Linked DNA regions of Homo sapiens: region 2 is linked to region 1. Evidence: read pairs that join two places in POLR2A ChIA-PET (ENCODE). Cell type or tissue: B cell. All regions are shown on one strand. Links, peaks and the distances in the headings refer to the core of each region. The heading gives the core; the rest is flanking DNA. Region 1 overlaps BAD (BCL2 associated agonist of cell death). Region 2 holds the start of EHD1 (EH domain containing 1).

Region 1 (7,238 bases), core at 1-5,000:
CAGTGATGTGATCTTGGCTCACTGCAACCTCTGCTCACCAGGTTCAAATGATTCTCCTGCCTCAGCCTCCTGGGTAGCTGGGATTACAGGTGCCCGCCACCATGCCCAGCTAATTTTTGTATTTTTAGTAGAGACGGGGTTTCACCATGTTGGTCGGGCTGGTCTTTAACTCCTGACCTCAGGCAATCCAAGTGCCTCGGCCCCCCAAAGTGCTGGGATTACAGGCGTGAGCCACGGTGCCCAGCCCTAAATTGAATTTTTAAAAAGTGTTCTATTTACAGGGAAAAACCCTGGGGGAGTGTCTGTGAATTCCCTGGGGGAAGGAGAGGGCTGGGGCAGGGCCTGGGCCAGACTCTCCCTTCTCTGGGGAAGGGAAGGGGTGTGGCTCCTCCTTGGGTGTGAACGTGGGTGGGTGCCCAGGCCTGCCCACTCTTGCCATCCGCCTAGAGCCTGGCCCGGAGCTGGGTGTGGAAGTGGAGGGTAGTGGCTGTGGCTAGAAGTGCCCCAGGCCCCAGCATGGCACCTCTAGCTTTACATTCTCTGCGTGTTGGGCTTCTGAGTCAGCGGCTGGGGCGGACATCCCTGCTGATGCTTCCGCGAGCATCCCTGCACTGGGATTTTCAGAGTCCTCAGATTCCCAAGAAGGAGAATACGAAGTTCTCCCTGTTTTATAGATGAGGAAACAGAGGCACACTTAATTACAAGACACTTGCACACTGAATTGCACACTTAATTAAAACAGTGGTGTTCCAGACCGTTTGGAGCAGTGAAGCTCTGCCATCAGGCAAGGGCTGGGTTTGGATCCTGCCCCTACCACATGCCGACCACACACAATCTGCTGCCGGGGGAGGCTGACGTCAGTGGCCAGCACAGTGGCCAGTGCTGCCACCCCACCCTGGGCAGACACTCGCAGCCTGTCCGCCTCCGGCACCTGTAGGCCTCAGCCTTGACTATAGCCTTCCGGTACAGAAGCCCCTTCAGGCCTGCAGAGAACACCCCCAACCTTGCTCAGAGCTCATAAAATCAGAAAGTACTCTAAAGTTGGCAAATGTTTCCTTTTTGTTTTTAAAAAACAGCGACAGGGTCTCTCTCTGTCACCCAGACTGGAGTGGGGTGGCACGATCTCAGCTTACTGCAGCCTCAAAATCCTAGGCGCAATCGATCTTCCCACCTCAGCCTCCTGAGTAGCTTGGACTACAGGCATCACCATGCCCGGCTAATTTTTTAATTTAAAAAATTTTTAGAGAAGTGTCTTGCCATCTTGCCCAGGCTGGTCTCGAACTCCTGAGCTCAAGTGATCCTCCTGCCTTGGCCTCCCAGAGTGCTGGGATTACAGGTATGAAAGGCTGGCTGGCAAATGTTTGTTCACTTTCTTTTCCCTTTTCCTAAGTTAGCTGAAAATGTTTTCTATAAAGGGGGTTCAGTGGGCCACGTGGTCTCTGTGACAACCACTCACCTTTGTGGCCAGAGCTGAAAGGAAACCATAATCAATGTGTAAATGAATACACTGCACCTTGCTGTGTTCCACTAACACTTTCTTTAGGGACCTTGAAATTTGAATTTCATAGAATGTTCACGTTACAAAATATAGTTCTTTGGATTTTTGTCCATAACTTAAAAATATAGGCCCAATGTGGTGGCTCATGCCTGTAATCCCAACACTTTGGGAGGCCAAGGCAAAAGGACTGCTTGAGGCCAGGAGTTCGAGACCAGCCTGAGCAACACAGAAAGACCCTTGTCTCTACAAAAATTAAAATAAAAAAATTAGCCAGGCATGGTGGCGTGCGCCTGTAGTCCCAGCTACTTAGGAAGCTGAGGTGGGAGGATGGCTGGAGCCCAGAAATTTGAGGCTTTATAAATATATAAAGCCAAGAATGTACATAAAGGCAAGAAAATCACTTGAACCTGGGAGGTAGAGGTTGCTGCGAGGCGAGATTGCACCACTGCACTCCAGCCTGGGCGACAGAGTGAGGCTCCATCTTGGAAAAAAAAATTATATATATATATTTATATATAAATATATATATACATAAATAATAACAATGGCAGTTCTAATAATAAGAGCCGCAAACACTTAGCCCCTCCTCTGCGCCAGGCACTGTTTCCAAGCACTTTTCCTATATTAACTCATCAGGTCCTCGCCACAGCCCTGCGAGGTGGGACTAGTTCTATTCCCGTTTACAGATGAGGAAACTCAGGCAGATGGAGTTAATTAACCTGCTCAAGCTCAACCTGCTAGGAAGGGTAGAGCCACGTTTGAACCCTGCAGTCTGGCCCAGGGGCTAGCACTGGGCTGCTTCTTTCTGCCTCTCCACTGTCCACACCTGTTTCAGACACTGGGCTGTGTGGGCTGTCACAGCACAAGGTGGCTGCAGTCCCTGCCCTGGGGACACCTCAGCCATCCAGCAGGGGGGCCTGGTGGCAGGGACTATGAGGAGTGACCGAACCAAGTGTGAGTTGCTCTGCGCAGGTAGAGAGGGCAGAGGCCCCGTGGCTCTGGCGGGGCACTGGCACTTGCTGATCTTTTCTGGGAAACCACTTGCTTTTGGAGACACTGAAAACTAAATCAAAAGGTTAAGAAATCCAGCTCTGTCCTCACCTGGCAGCTGTCTTCTCCCGCAGCCCTCTTTCCTACGGGTCTGCAGCTGGGGCTGGGGGGAGGTGTCGTCCCTGGCCTGTGCAGAATGTTACTCCTGTCCTCTGCCACTCCACCAGCACCCTGTCTCCTTTCTGTACCTTGCTACTCCTTCTACCATGATCTTGTCCCACTCTCCCCTCAGACTCATTCCCAGGGACATAACCTAGGCCTTGTCACCATCAAATAACTCCATCCCAAGCTTCCCACCAGCTGACCCAACCTGTGTGGATCATGCCCCCGGGACCCCAACTCCAACGATGCTGCGGCTTCCCAGGGCTTGCTCCCTTCCCTGAAGCTCAGCCAGCTTGGACCCCACATCTACCATTCCTTCCTTTGCACACACCTGAAGCCCCTACCCCTAACTGGACTGAGACAAGCACAACTCTGGTTCAGACTCCAAGTCCCTGCCAGCTCCCACTAGCACCCTGCTAAAAATCCCACCAGATGCTTAAAAGCCACCTCTAGCGGCCAGACGCGGTGGCTCATGCCTGTAATCCCAGCATTTTGGGAGGCTGAGGCGGGTGGATCACGAGGTCAGGAATTCGAGACCAGCCTGGCCAACATGGTGAAACCCCCGTCTCCACTAAAAACACAAAAATTAGCTGGGCATGGTGCATGCCTGTAATCCCAGCTACTGGGGAGGCTCAGGCAGGAGAATGGCATGAACCCAGGAGGTGGAAGTTGCAGTGAGCCGAGATCGTGCCACTGCACTCCAGCCTGGGTGACAGAGTAAGACTCTATCTCAAAAAAAAAAAAAAAAAAAAAATCCCCCTCTATCCCACCCTCTAGGGTAGCCTCCAGATCCTCCCTCACCCTTCAGTGTTTCTTCTCCATTAAAAGCAACTTCATCCTACCGGGTGCTCAAGCCAGATTCCTTGGTGTTGGCTGGGCACTGTGGCTCATGCCTGTAATCCCAGCACTTTGTGAGGCCAAGGTGGGAGGATCACTTGGGGCCAGGAGCTCAAGACCAGCCTGGCCAACATAGCAAGACCTTGTCTCTAAAATTAATAATAATTTGGCCAGGCGCGGTGGCTCACGCCTGTAATCCCAGCACTTTGGGAGGCCAAGGCGGGCGGATCACAAGGTCAGGAGATCGAGACCATCCTGGCTAACATGGTGAAACCCCATCTCTACTAAAAACACACAAAAAAATTAGCTGGGCATGGTGGCGGGAGGCTGTAGTCCGAGCTACTCTGGAGGCTGAGGCAGGAGAATGGCGTGAACCCGGGAGGCAGAGCTTGCAGTGAGCTGAGATGGTGCCACTGCACTCCAGCCTGGGCGACAGAGCAAGACTCCATGTCAAAAATAAAATAAAATAATAATAATAATAATAATAATAATTTTTTTTTTTGAGACGGAGTCTTGCTCTGTCGCCCAGGCTGGAGTGCAGTGGCACCATCTCGGCTCACTGCAAGCTCTGCCTCCCGGGTTCATGCCATTCTCCTGCCTCAGCCTCCCGAGTAGCTGGGACTATAGGCACCCACCACCACGCCCGGCTAATTTTTTGTATTTTTAGTAGAGACGGGGTTTCACCGTGTTAGCCAGGATGGTCTTGATCTCCTGACCTCGTGATCCGCCCGCCTCGGCCTCCCAAAGTGCTGGGATTACAGGCGTGAGCCACCGCGCCTGGCCTAATTTATTTTATTTTTATTTATTTTTTGTTTTTTGAGACGGACTCTTGCTCTGTCACCCAGGCTGGAGTGCAGTGGCAGGATTTCAGCTCACTGCGACCTCCACCTCCTGGGTTCAAGTGATTCTCCTGCCTCAGCCTCTCAGGTAGCTGGGATTACAGGCGCCCACCACCACATCCAGCTAATTTGTGTATTTGTAGTAGAGACAGGATTTCACCAAGTTGGCCAGGCTGTTCTTGAACTCCTGACCTCAAGTGATCTGCCTGCCTCAGCCTCCCGATGTGCTGGGATTACAGGTGTGAGCCACCACGCCCGGCCAATAATAATTTTTTTTTTGAGACGGAATCTTGCTCTGTCACCCAGGCTGGAGTGCAGTGGTGCAATCTCTGCTCACTGCAAGCTCCGCCTCCCGGGCTCACGCCATTCTCCTGCCTCAGCCTCCAGAGTAGCTGGGACTACAGGCGCCCACCACCACGCCCAGAGAATTTTTTGTATTTTTAGTGGAGACGGGGTTCACCGTGTTAGCCAGAATGGTCTCTATCTCCTGACCTCATGATCTGCCCACCTCGAACTACCAAAGTGCTGGGATTATAGGCGTGAGCCACCGCGCCCAGCCTAATAGTTTTTTTAAAATTCCTTGGCATCATCCTGACTCCTCTCTTTCCCTCGCACCCCACATCCAGTCCATCAGCAGATCCTGCCAGTTCTGCTTTAAAAATAAATCCAGGGATCAGCTACTTCTCACCACCTCCCTGGTGACTCTCTGAATGTCTAAATCTGACCATGCTGCCTCTGCTCAAATCCTTTCCAGGTTTTTACTCAAAGGCAATGCCAGAGTCCTTAGAATGACCTTCAACTTTAGGTCTCCAAATACCCTTTCCTAAACCCCCTCCCCTAGGCCCACCCTAGCCAGGAGCAGGTGTTGCCCTCGAGGCCTTACCATCTGCCCTTCTCTCTGCCTGGAACTCTCTTCCCATCATCCCTGTGGCCTTGGCTCCAGTGGTGCTTCTCACCAAGGTGAGTGCTGACCACCTCTGCTACCATCACTCCCCCCGCCCCTGTGACTCCGGATTCTCTTAACTCTTTTTTTTGAGATGAGTCTCACTCTGTCGCCAGGCTGGAGTGCAGTGGCACGATCTTGGCTCACTGCAACCTCCGCCTCCCGGGTTCAAGCGATTCTCCTGCCTCAGCCTCCCGAGTAGCTGGGACTATAGGTGCGCGCCACCATGCCCAGCTAATTTTTGTATTTTTGGTAGAGATGGGGTTTCACCATGTTGGCCAGGATGGTCTCCATCTCTTCACCTTGTGATACGCCCACCTAGGCCTCCCAAAGTGTTGGAATTACAGGCGTGAGCCACCGCGCCCGGCCTCTCTTAACTCTTTTACATGCTGCCCCCATACAAATCTTCTCACGCATGATAGGATGCTTTTGTGCTTGTTTGCTCATGGCCCCACCAGCTCACTAGAAGGTAAGCTCCACAAGGGCAAGGATTCCTGACGCTTGGGTTCACCGAGGCCCCCTAGCAACTGGAACAGCCTGTGTCACACGGTGAGCACTCACTGTGTGGCGCGAGTGAATGCTGAGTGTGTGTGGGGGGCAGAGAGCAGGGGAAGTTTGTGAGCAGAAAAATGGCCAAGTGCAAGCTCAGGAAGTTAAAGAAAGCTGTGGAGGCTGAGCATGGTGGCTCACGCCAGTAATCTCAACAGTCTGGGAGGCCAAGGTGAGAGGATTGCTTGGGCCCAGGAATTCGAGACAAGACTGGGCAACAAAGCAAGACCCCACCTCTACAAAAAATAAAAAATGAGCTGGTGTGGTGGCATGCACCTGTGGTCCCAGCTGTTCTGGAGGCTGAGGCAGGAGGATCGTTTGAGCCCAGGAGTTTGAGGCCTGCCTGGGCAACAAAAGGAGACCCCGCCCCTGCCCTCATCTCATGAAAATGTGAAAAATGCTGGGCATGGTGGCTCACGCCTGTAATCCCAACACTGTTGGGAGGCTGAGGCGGGTGGATTACGAGGTCAGGAAATGGAGACCACCCTGGCTAACACGGTGAAACCCCATCTCTAATAAAAATACAAGAAATTAGCCCGGCATGGTGACACGCGCCTGTAGTCCCAGCTACTCTGGAGGCTGAGGCAGGAGAACTGCTTGAACCCAGGAGGCAGAGGTTGCAGTGAGCCGAGATTGCACCACTGCACCCCAGCCTGGGCAGCAGAGTGAGACTCCGTCTCAGGAAAAAAAAAAAAAAAAAAAGAAAAAGTAAAAAATAAATTAACTGGGTGTGGTCCACACACCTGTATTCCCAGTTACGTGGGAGGATCACTTAAGCCCAGAAGTTCCGGGCTGCAGTGAGCTGAGATCGCACCTCTGTACTCCCTCCTGGGTGATAGAGCGAGACCCTGTCTCAAAACAAAACAAAACAAACAGAAAAAAAGAAAGCAAGCTATGGGGTCCAATCTGAGAGAATCGAGTGTGGGTGTTTATCCGTAAGAGAGCGAGGGGAAAGAGGCCTCTTAAGCCTTCTTAATCCTGAAAATGGGGAGGAGGTCTTTTAAGCTGCAGTGCCAGAGTGACATGACCTAGTTTTCTATTTTTAGAGATGGGGTCTGGCTATGTTGCCCAGGCTGGTCTTGAATTCCTGGGCTCAAGCCAGCCTCCTGAGTTGCTGGGACTACAGACATGTGCCACCCCACCCAGCTTGACCTGGTTTTTGTGTTCAGAAGATATCTGTTGTTGTTCCAGGTGCCAAGGCCAGTGCTGGGCACAGGGGTGCTAGAGCCTACTGAGAAATGGACATAGAACCCCAGTGTCCATCCTTCCATCTTGGAGCCTGTGCTTCTCACCCCACACAGCCCTGCTGTCTGGGAGGACTGTCTGCCCCTTGAGGTCATCTGCCCCTGGCCACTGTGCCAGGACAGTCCTGCTGTGGGTACGAGCCACAGGGCAAGAAAGAACACATCTGGGAGCTGGA
Region 2 (8,604 bases), core at 1,809-6,808, 600 kb after region 1:
CACTAAGCTTAGAACAGCCCAGAAAGGCAAGGGGCAGTCTCAGTTGAGAGCAGGGATCCTTCACTGGACGCAGAAAAAGCTCCTTTGAAAAGTTCTCTGAAAGGCCAGGCGTGGTGGCTCACGCCTGTAATCCTAGTACTTTGGGAGGCCAAGGCAGGCAGATCACTTGAGGTCAGGAGTTCACGACCAGCCTGGCCAACATGGTGAAACTCCATCTCTACCCAAAATAGAAAAATTAGCTGGGCATGGTGGCACGCGCCTGTAGTCCCAGCTACTCGGCAGGCTGAGGCAGGAGAATTGCTCGAACCCAGGAGGTGGAGCTTGCAGTGAGCCGAAATTGTGCGCCACTGCACTCCAGCCTGTGCAACAGAGCGAGACTCTGTCTCAAAAAAACAAACAAAAAACTTCTCTGAAAAAGGTAGTGAGAGCAAAGAAAAGACTGACCCATTATCTGTAGGACACAGACTTGAAGCTGCCTTTCCAACAGACGGGAGGACTCTGAGCCGATCAGCTTCTCCCTTTGGCCCCATCCCCCAGTGACCAGGGGCCCACGGGCAGAGGGCAGCTGGCCAGGGCAAGGGGTGCTCTGCAAGGCAGTGGAGCAAGACCAGCTGACCTGCAGGGCGAGCAAAACGTGGGCCTCACTCTCGCCAGTGCCAGTAGCAATGCATGAAGGCCAGTCCTGGCCTTCCTGCTGGGGACAGGAGGCGCTGGAGAGATGATTACAGAATAGAAGGATGGGAAGCAGAATTGGCTCTGGGAAATCACATACATAAAAATGCCTCATAAATGAGCCCAGAAAGTGAGTTAATATCTATAGGACCCAGAAACCAGTTGCTCTGCAGAGCCCAGGGTATATGGCAGAAAACAAGAAAGGGGAAGCAGCAAAGATGCCTCCGATTCCATCTCACCAAGAACGCACAGGTTTCATCTCGCACAAGTGGCAGTCCCAGTTATGCAATAAGTTTTTGCAAGACACTCTTAAGACACCCTGACTGCACCTTGCCTTGGTCTGCTCCAGCTGATTTTATTCTTAGAGCAGCCACATAGGGGGAGAAGGCCGGCAAGTCAAGTTCACGACTCAATGAGTCTCTTCAAGACTCAGCTGGGAGAGGCTGTATCAGCCAGAGAAAAGCCTCCTTTGTTGCACCCTCCTCGCCGGGCTCACTCCCCACACTACACATCCTGGCACAGCTCTGGGCCTCAGCGTGGGCTGATAGGGCCCTTTCGGCAGGGCCATCAGTGATCAGGGATCCTCTGGAGATGAGGTGGCAGCAAGAAGGAAATAAACGTGTGCCACCTCTCAGATCCTGTGGCACCAATGTCATCAAAGCACCGGTCTCGGACAAAGCAATCTCGAATTGCTCTTTTTCGGGTAGAAGCAGCAGAAAGCAGTAACTGGCTGTGCAAAAGCCAGGCAGTCAGTGCTGGCTGACCTAATGGGTGACTTCCACACATCAGCCAGACCCTCTGAACCTCGGTTTCCTGAACCAGTCAGGTGGGGGCTGCCAAGATGATGTCTAAGATCCTTCCAGCTCTGAAACTCTAGGCTTCCAAATTCAGAAAACTGGTCCTGTGCCATGTCTCTCCTTTCAAAAAAGGTGTGCCCTCACAAGGAAAGTGAAGAGGACTCCGCCTCTTCAGGACCCTTAGCCCAAAGGGCTGCACTCAACCTGGCCTTGACAGACAAACATCAACAGCCGTAAAACAGGAGGGCGGGCTGAAATGCCTGGAAGTGAACAGACCCTGCTGAAGGTCAGCTCTGTGCCTGGAGTAGGCCTGGCCACCAGCTTGGCTCTAGGGCAAGCTGCCCTGCACAGCTGGATGGCGTCTGGAAAGGAATGTGACCGTGCAGGGCGGGGACCTGGAAGGCAGGATTCAAAGATTCCTTCAGAGGCTCTTCGCTGGTGCAGAATTATGAAAGGCATGTGGAGTCCGTGAACGTGGGGTGGCAGGGAGGACAGGGTCTGTGAAGTACTTTGGTATGTCGCCTGGGGGTTGGGACGGGCATGTCTCGAGTTTCTCTGGAGAAAAGTGAGCTTGGGCATTGCACTCCTTGAGGGGCGGGAGCACTGTGTTTCATTCACAGCACTGAGACAGGCAGAGTCCTGGAGCTCACTCTCCTCGCGTGCAGAGGCCACTTAACTGGAAAAGTGAGGTCCAAGTGGGTGAAGGAACCTCAGATTCTGTCCCTCAGTGCACAGAAGGGCTTAGGGCCAGAATCTCATTGCAGGGCTCCCACTGCCACCACCTCATCCTGCTTCCTGAAACCCCTCAGGGCAGCACTGACCTCTTGAGAGCTGCCATTGGGAGAAGTGTTCGAACCTCAACTGTCCCCTGCCTCCAAGGGGCTGCCCCAAAGTCAGCAAGCCACAGCCGATCCTCCTCCTCCCTCCTACACAAAACCACCGTCCCAGGGGAGGCAGAGCAGACCCACACCGCACCAGAGAAGGGAATGGCTAAAAGTTTCATTGTGTTTTGCTATTGACACTTAAGAAGACAGGGAGGGGAGGGTTGATTTCCGTGAATTAGGTGCATCCAGCCTGCGGGACGGAGGTGGAGACCAAGAAAAGGAGCGCAGGAATGGCTCAGCTTCCTACTGCGGCCCTGCTGCTGAGGGGAGTGGGGCTGGGATCTGCAGGAGGGCTTGGTGGTTACCCTGGAAGATTCTGGGGAGGACAGAAGCTGGGGGAGCCGACAACGCCCACTCTTAGACCCCCAGTGGGTTTACTCTGGGAAGGGGCAGGGCCCTTGGACCAGGGAGTGGTCACTGAGGGTCTCACTGGGGCCTCGGAGACAAAGGACGGCGGGGCGACAGCCACGGGAGGGTCAGGCTCCGAGTGAGGGGTGTGCCCCGGACGCGCCCCCCGCCCCCTGGAGTGATGGGTGGGTACCTGTTGAGGAAAGCGTTGCCAAACGCGTTGAGCTTGCGGAAGGGGCGCCGCGGGTCCACCACGAGCGCGTTGCCCGGCACCACGCCCTCAGTGGGGCCGTGCATGACGGCGATGAAGGAGTCGGTGGTGGGCTCGGGCCCGATGCGCATCCCCGGGAAGTCCTGCTCGATCAGGTGTCGGATGAAGGTGGTCTTGCCCGTGCTGTACTGCCCCACGAGGAGCACCATAGGCTTGTTGTCGAAGTCAGCGTCCTCCAGCGCGGGCGAGTGGAACTCGTGGAAGCGGTAGTGCTCCTCCAGGGGTAGCAGCTTCTGCGCGTACAGCTGCCGCAGCCCCTCAGCCACCGTCTGGAAGAGCTCCGGCTCCTTCTTGCGGCGGGCATCCTTGCTGACCCAGCTGAACATACTGCCGGACACGGGGCTGGCTGCTGCGGGGCAGAGCGGCGGCTGAGAGCGGGGCGAGGGTGCGGAGCCGAGGCGGGGCCGGCCGGGGCAGGGAATCGGGAGCGACCCACACTGCGCAGGCGCACAGCCCAGCCCGTCGAAGCGCCCTCTGCCGAATGCTGCGCACCCCTCGCGGAGCGGCCTTTATAGGGTCGGTCCCTCAGTGGCGGCTAGCGCCGCCGCGGCGGGGGCAGGGCGGAATTGGGGGCGGTAGGGAGGAGCCCCTCCCAGCCCCGCCCCTCCGACTGGTGCCACGTCTTCCCCTACCCCGCCCCCATTGGCTGATTCCAAATCTCGCGAGGCTGTGGTCCGGGTGCCGTGGCAACCGCACCTGTTTCGCCCCGCCCCTCGTAGGGAGGCTCGCGAAAGTGCTGCGGTTAGGAAGGCGAGGAGCGGGCGTTCGGCGGAGACGGCCTCTGGGCCGCGCGCCTTCCGGCACCGTGGCCCCCCCACACCCCCGCGGGATGGCTCCACGAGACACCCAGTCAGGCACCCTGGTTCCCTGACTACGCGCCGCGCCCGCCGTTCGCCACGTGCGGTCCTCCAGCTGGCTCGGAATCCCCGGAAGCATCGGAGTACCCCCAGGCGGCGGCACCTCCTCCTCTCAGCCCAGCTTCCCAGACACACACTGTCTTTGTCCCCTCATCTTTTATCTGCTTTGGGAGAGGGAGAGACAGGAAAGTGGTAGCAGAGCAAGCTGAGGGAGTAGAGAATCCGGGGCGGGCTGGTGACTGGGGAAAGAAAAATGGGCAGCGAGAGGCCTGACCTCCCCTCAGGCCGACGGGGTGGGAATGGGAGAGGGACGCAAGCGAGGGAGGACATGGGTGACACCGGACTCGCGCGGGAGAAGAGAAGGCTTCCCCACAAAGGCTATAGCTGGGGCAAGGCAGGGAGGGCATGAGGAGGAAGTTGAGGCTCTCTGGCCACTTGCGTATTGGGAAGTGAAATCGGAAATTCCCTATGTGGGGAAGAGGGGAAGTGTGGGGGCAACAATGAAATCTTGTGGGAATTTAGGGGGAAGTTTAAAAACCCAAATACTTCCACTTTCCTCTCGGGGTCACCACCATTTACCATCATTTACTGGGATCTGTGCCCTACCTCCCCTTACCAGTTCCTGGCTGTTCCATGGGGCTCACTCCCCCGCCATCCTCCCCGGCCACACACAGACCCCTTTGGCTGTCCAGGCTGGTGAGAATCTTCAGTGGGTGATGTCAGAGCTTTGGGGACTGATTGTTATGTAACCAGTATCAAGACACCAACCTGTGGTAGCAGGACCCTGGGGGCTCTTAAAGAGATCTGAATTGAACCTGCGACTTTGAAAGCCTCAGGTCCAACTTCCTCGCTTCTGGGAGATGTGGAAGCCTGGAGGGCTAGGGGCCTGTATCAGGGGATAACTTGGGCTGGTAGGCTAAGAGGAAGAGGCAGGAACTCAAATCTGAGAACGGGGGATATCTCAGGGGAACTGAGTGGTGGAATCTAGAGAGGACACGATGGGAGGTTTGTTCGCCTACCGCTTGTAAGATCCCTTCCGAGGGAATAGATAGTTCCCTTGCCCTCCCCTCTTGCTCCCTAACCATTGGAGAGCGGATAAGTAATTCCAACCCTGCCTGCAATCTTACGCCCCTTAGTGCTTTGATTTGATTCTTTTCATCATAGTAAAGCACACAAGCTACTGCCCCCCCCCTTTTTTTTTTTTTTTTTTTTTTTTGGTGTTATTCTCAAAAGAAGATACTGAGGCTCCTAGGCAGAGCTGTCACCAGAGGCTGCATGCCAATTGGTGACGAGGAGCCTCCGGCGGGCCTAGTCCAGACTTCCCGGGTCAGCCTTAGAAGCCACAGTGTTTGCCTCCTACTCAGCACTGTTAGGGATCCACCCCGGAGATGCAGTTTCTGGGTTGATCTAGGGAAGGGCCCAGGGCTGAGGATCCTGAATGAAGTAGTTGTTCAGTCGTCTCAATGAGGCTGCTCCAAACTGGCGCCCCGGCAGCATTCTCATTGACGCGCCATGGTTTTCAAATCTCCCCAGAGCCCTGTGTGCTGGGAAAACCCAGCCCTAGAAAACTGAAAACAACAAAATGTTCCTGGGTTATTTATAAACAAAACCCAGACCCTGTCGTTATGTATGGCCACTTGACTTTCTCCAAAGATCTTAAAGGACTGAAAGAAGGGATCTCTGTCACCCTGGTGAGGCCCACGTGACCAGCAATTAGTTTCCCCCAATTTCATGGAGTTGGCACCCAGCTTCCAGGCAGCTTCCTTATCTTGTCATGCCCCACACCGAAAATGTCCTAATTTTTTTTTCTTTTGTGTTTTCTGAGTAGGGCAGTTTGTTTGGTGGGAAAGTTGTATAAAATGTGAATGCACCCTTTCACTTTTGGTTTCTCCGCTGTTTCACTTTCTGCCTGTCTGCCTGAGCCCATGGCAGATTGATGGAGGGTTCAAGTATTTTTCTTTTATCTCAGAAACTGTGCCATCCCCCACTCCCAGTGTTTTATTCTTCAGTTAATAAATCCATTCCCTGCAAACCCAGGGCCTTGAGGTACCCCCTAGCTCTCCTCAGAAACGCCCTCATCCAGCAGAAAGGGGCCTCACCTCCCCTCTAAGTGGTCTGCTTGGTCCTGTCATGGCCTGATCTAGGAAAACATCTACAAGGTCCCTAGAGACAACTTAAAAAAAAAAGGCCAGGTGCAGTAGCTCATGTCTGTAATCCCAGCACTTTGGGAGGCCGATGCAAGCAGATCACCTGAGATCAAGACCACCCTGGCCAATATCACAAAACCCCGTCTCTACTAAAAATACAAAAATTAGCCAGGTATGGTGGCGTGTGCCTGTAATCCCAGCTACTGAGGAGGCTGAGGCAGGAGAATCGCTTGAACCCGTGAGGTGGAGGTTGCAGTGAGCCAAGATCGCACCACTGCATTCTAACCTGGGCAACAGAAGGAGACTCCATCTCAAAAAAAAAAAAAAAAAGAGAGGTGCCTTTTCCGCTTGCGGTGCCGTGCAGTGAGGAGCTCTTATCTGTGCTCTTGGCTATGCCATCCAAGGGCCAGCTGCAGTCCGTGCAATCCACTGCAAACATGGCAGTGGCCTCATCAAGGTGAATGGATGGCCCCTGGAGATGATGGAGCCGAGCGCTGCAATTCAAGCTGCTGGAACTAGTTCCTAGTTCTGCCTCTGGGCAAGGAGCAATTTGCTGACATGCACACGCATGTTTGTGTGAAGGGTGGTGGTCATGTGACCCAGATTTATGCTATCAACATCAGTCCATCTCCAAAGCCTTAGTGGCCTATTACCGGAAATAAATGGATGAGGCTTCCAAAAGGACCAGAGGCATCCTCATCCAGCATGACTGGACCCTGTCAGTAGCTGACCCCCGTTGCTGCAAATCCAAAAACGTTGGAGGCCCTGGTACCTATGCTTGCTACCAGAAATCGTACCAATAAGCCCATCACAGGGACCAGGATTCACCTATATAATAAACTATGTTTGAGAGTGTTTTTTTTTTTTTGAGACAGAGTCTCACTCTGTGTCACCCAAGCTGGAGTGCAATGGTGCGATCTCAGCTCACTGCAACCTCCACCTCCTGGGTTCAAGTGATTATCCTGCCTTAGCCTCCCAAGTAGGTGGGATTACAGGCGCCTGCCACCATGCCTGGCTAATTTTTTGTATTTTTAGTAGAGACTACTAAAAATACATGTTGGTCAGGCTGGTCTCGAACCCCTGACCTCAAGTAATACACCCACCTCAGCCTCCCAAAATGCTGGGATTACAGGCATGAGCCACCGCACCCAGTCGATATTTTTTTTTTAAGGAGTTTTTCTCCAAATATGGCAGAAAAATCGAGCTGAGAAAAACCAAAACATAGGTTTCTCCCTGGGATGAGGAGTGGTTCATTCTTTCCACTGACAGAGTTTGCATATCAGCACAGATTTTTGTTCTCACAGTCATGAGATTTGGGCAACAAATCAGTTTTCCCGACACAAGGTGAGGAACTGAGGAGGACTGTTCTTTTGAATGCCGGGTCTCCCACACTGGCAAGAAGAGTGTCCTCTCCACACCATGAGGCCTTTCTCTTGCAGCAGCTGTGGCCCTTGGGTGATGGCTCTGGGGAGATTGCTGGGCCCCAGAGGGCTCTGAAGGCATCTGGCAGCCAGAACATGGCCCAATTTGGAGGTGACCGTGTCAGAATCTTAGCTGCTTTCAAATTCCAGTGAGAAAGAGCCTGAGGCCCGGGATGTCCAGTGACTGCTCGAAGTAGCCCAGACTGAATGAGAATCTGGGCCTTCGGAGTCTTTTTTTTTTGAGAGGGAGTCTCCCTCTGTTGCCCAGGCTGGAGTGCAGTGGCGTGATCTTGGCTCACTGCAACCTCCACCTCCCGGGTTCAAGTGATTCTCCTGCCTCAGCCTCCCGAGTAGCTGGGACTACAGGCGTGTACCACCATGCCCGTCGGCTAATTTTTTCTATTTTTAGTAGAGATGGGGTTTCACCATGTTAGCCAGGATGGTCTTGATCTCCTGACCTTGTGATCTGCCTGCCTCGGCCTCCCAGAGTGCTGGAATTACAAGTGTGAGCCACCACGCCTGGCCAGGGCCTTCTGAATCTTAACACTGCCCTTTCCACACTCCAGCCACTTGAAGTTGCAAGGACGGGCAGGTGGAAAAGCAGAGAAAGAGGGTTTCAAGAGCCTCTTCCCCAGATGCAGGCTGAAGTGAATCTCTGCCCTGAAGCTCACCAGCCCTTCCTAGCCCCTTTGCTGCTCTGCAGCCTGGGGGACAGGCTTACACATTTATCAGGATGATGTACACATATAACTGCACAGTGCTTTGCAGAGCTGAGACTTATAGGTCTCTGAGCACTTTCAGTAAAAGCTCTAGTTCACCTGCCAGTTTTCTGTGTGTGTGTCTCAGTCCCTGCAGCTTCTGGCCCTGCCTTGCTGGGGCTGATGAGGCTGGGGCTGCCGCTGAGTGCAGGGTGCAGGGTTTGCCCTAAACTTATTGGAGGGCCCAGGCCTTTGCCTGACTCCACAGGAAATGGCTTATTATTTGGCACATAAGCAATCGCCTTCTGTGGTGACAACATTAGGGGGTCCCTTGTGGGGTGCTGGGGTCCCCCTTGCCCTACACTAATGAAATGGAGAGTGTAACCCCATTGTCCCCCAGCCTCAGCAGCCTGAGAGTACAAGTGAGGTGCATGGTCTTAGCCTCCCTTGTATGAGTGCAGACTGCTGCCGTGCACACGGCCCCTCTGCATTTCCGGGGGCTCTGAAGT

The links. Peaks named below come from ENCODE experiments on the same cell type or tissue, not always from the same donor. Only the 100,000 strongest peaks of a DNase experiment are listed, where the experiment ranks them.
Region 2: POLR2A ChIA-PET joins it to region 1 with 11 read pairs; 2 of 35 experiments call an interaction of 5 or more read pairs at or near these places.

Annotation. Positions count from the first base shown.
Region 1 is chr11:64,276,381-64,283,618 of GRCh38, forward strand. All of the region lies in intron 2 of BAD (BCL2 associated agonist of cell death), which reads right to left. It also overlaps a transcript of GPR137 not described here. Among named protein-coding and RNA genes, the nearest start is that of BAD, 4.7 kb to the right of the region's middle. RefSeq lists enhancers at 43-702, 2,229-2,730. In B cell, for the core only: no CTCF peak of the experiment used is centred there; no DNase peak of the experiment used is centred there.
Region 2 is chr11:64,875,167-64,883,770 of GRCh38, forward strand. EHD1 (EH domain containing 1) reads right to left here and starts at 3,455. Exons shown (of 5, transcript NM_006795.4): 1 at 2,895-3,455. The coding sequence starts at 3,298. MIR10392 (microRNA 10392) reads right to left here and starts at 3,443; the gene lies at 3,357-3,443. It also overlaps the pseudogene RPS16P6. RefSeq lists enhancers at 1,592-2,368, 2,032-2,131, 5,454-5,603, 5,774-5,823, 5,884-5,973 and 1 more and silencers at 2,292-2,361, 3,212-3,261, 3,282-3,841. In B cell, for the core only: CTCF peaks have their summits at 3,456 (motif pointing left) and 3,655; DNase peaks (open chromatin) are centred at 2,405, 3,585, 4,285, 5,705 and 1 weaker place; H3K4me3 peaks cover 3,619 bases; H3K27ac peaks cover 4,111 bases.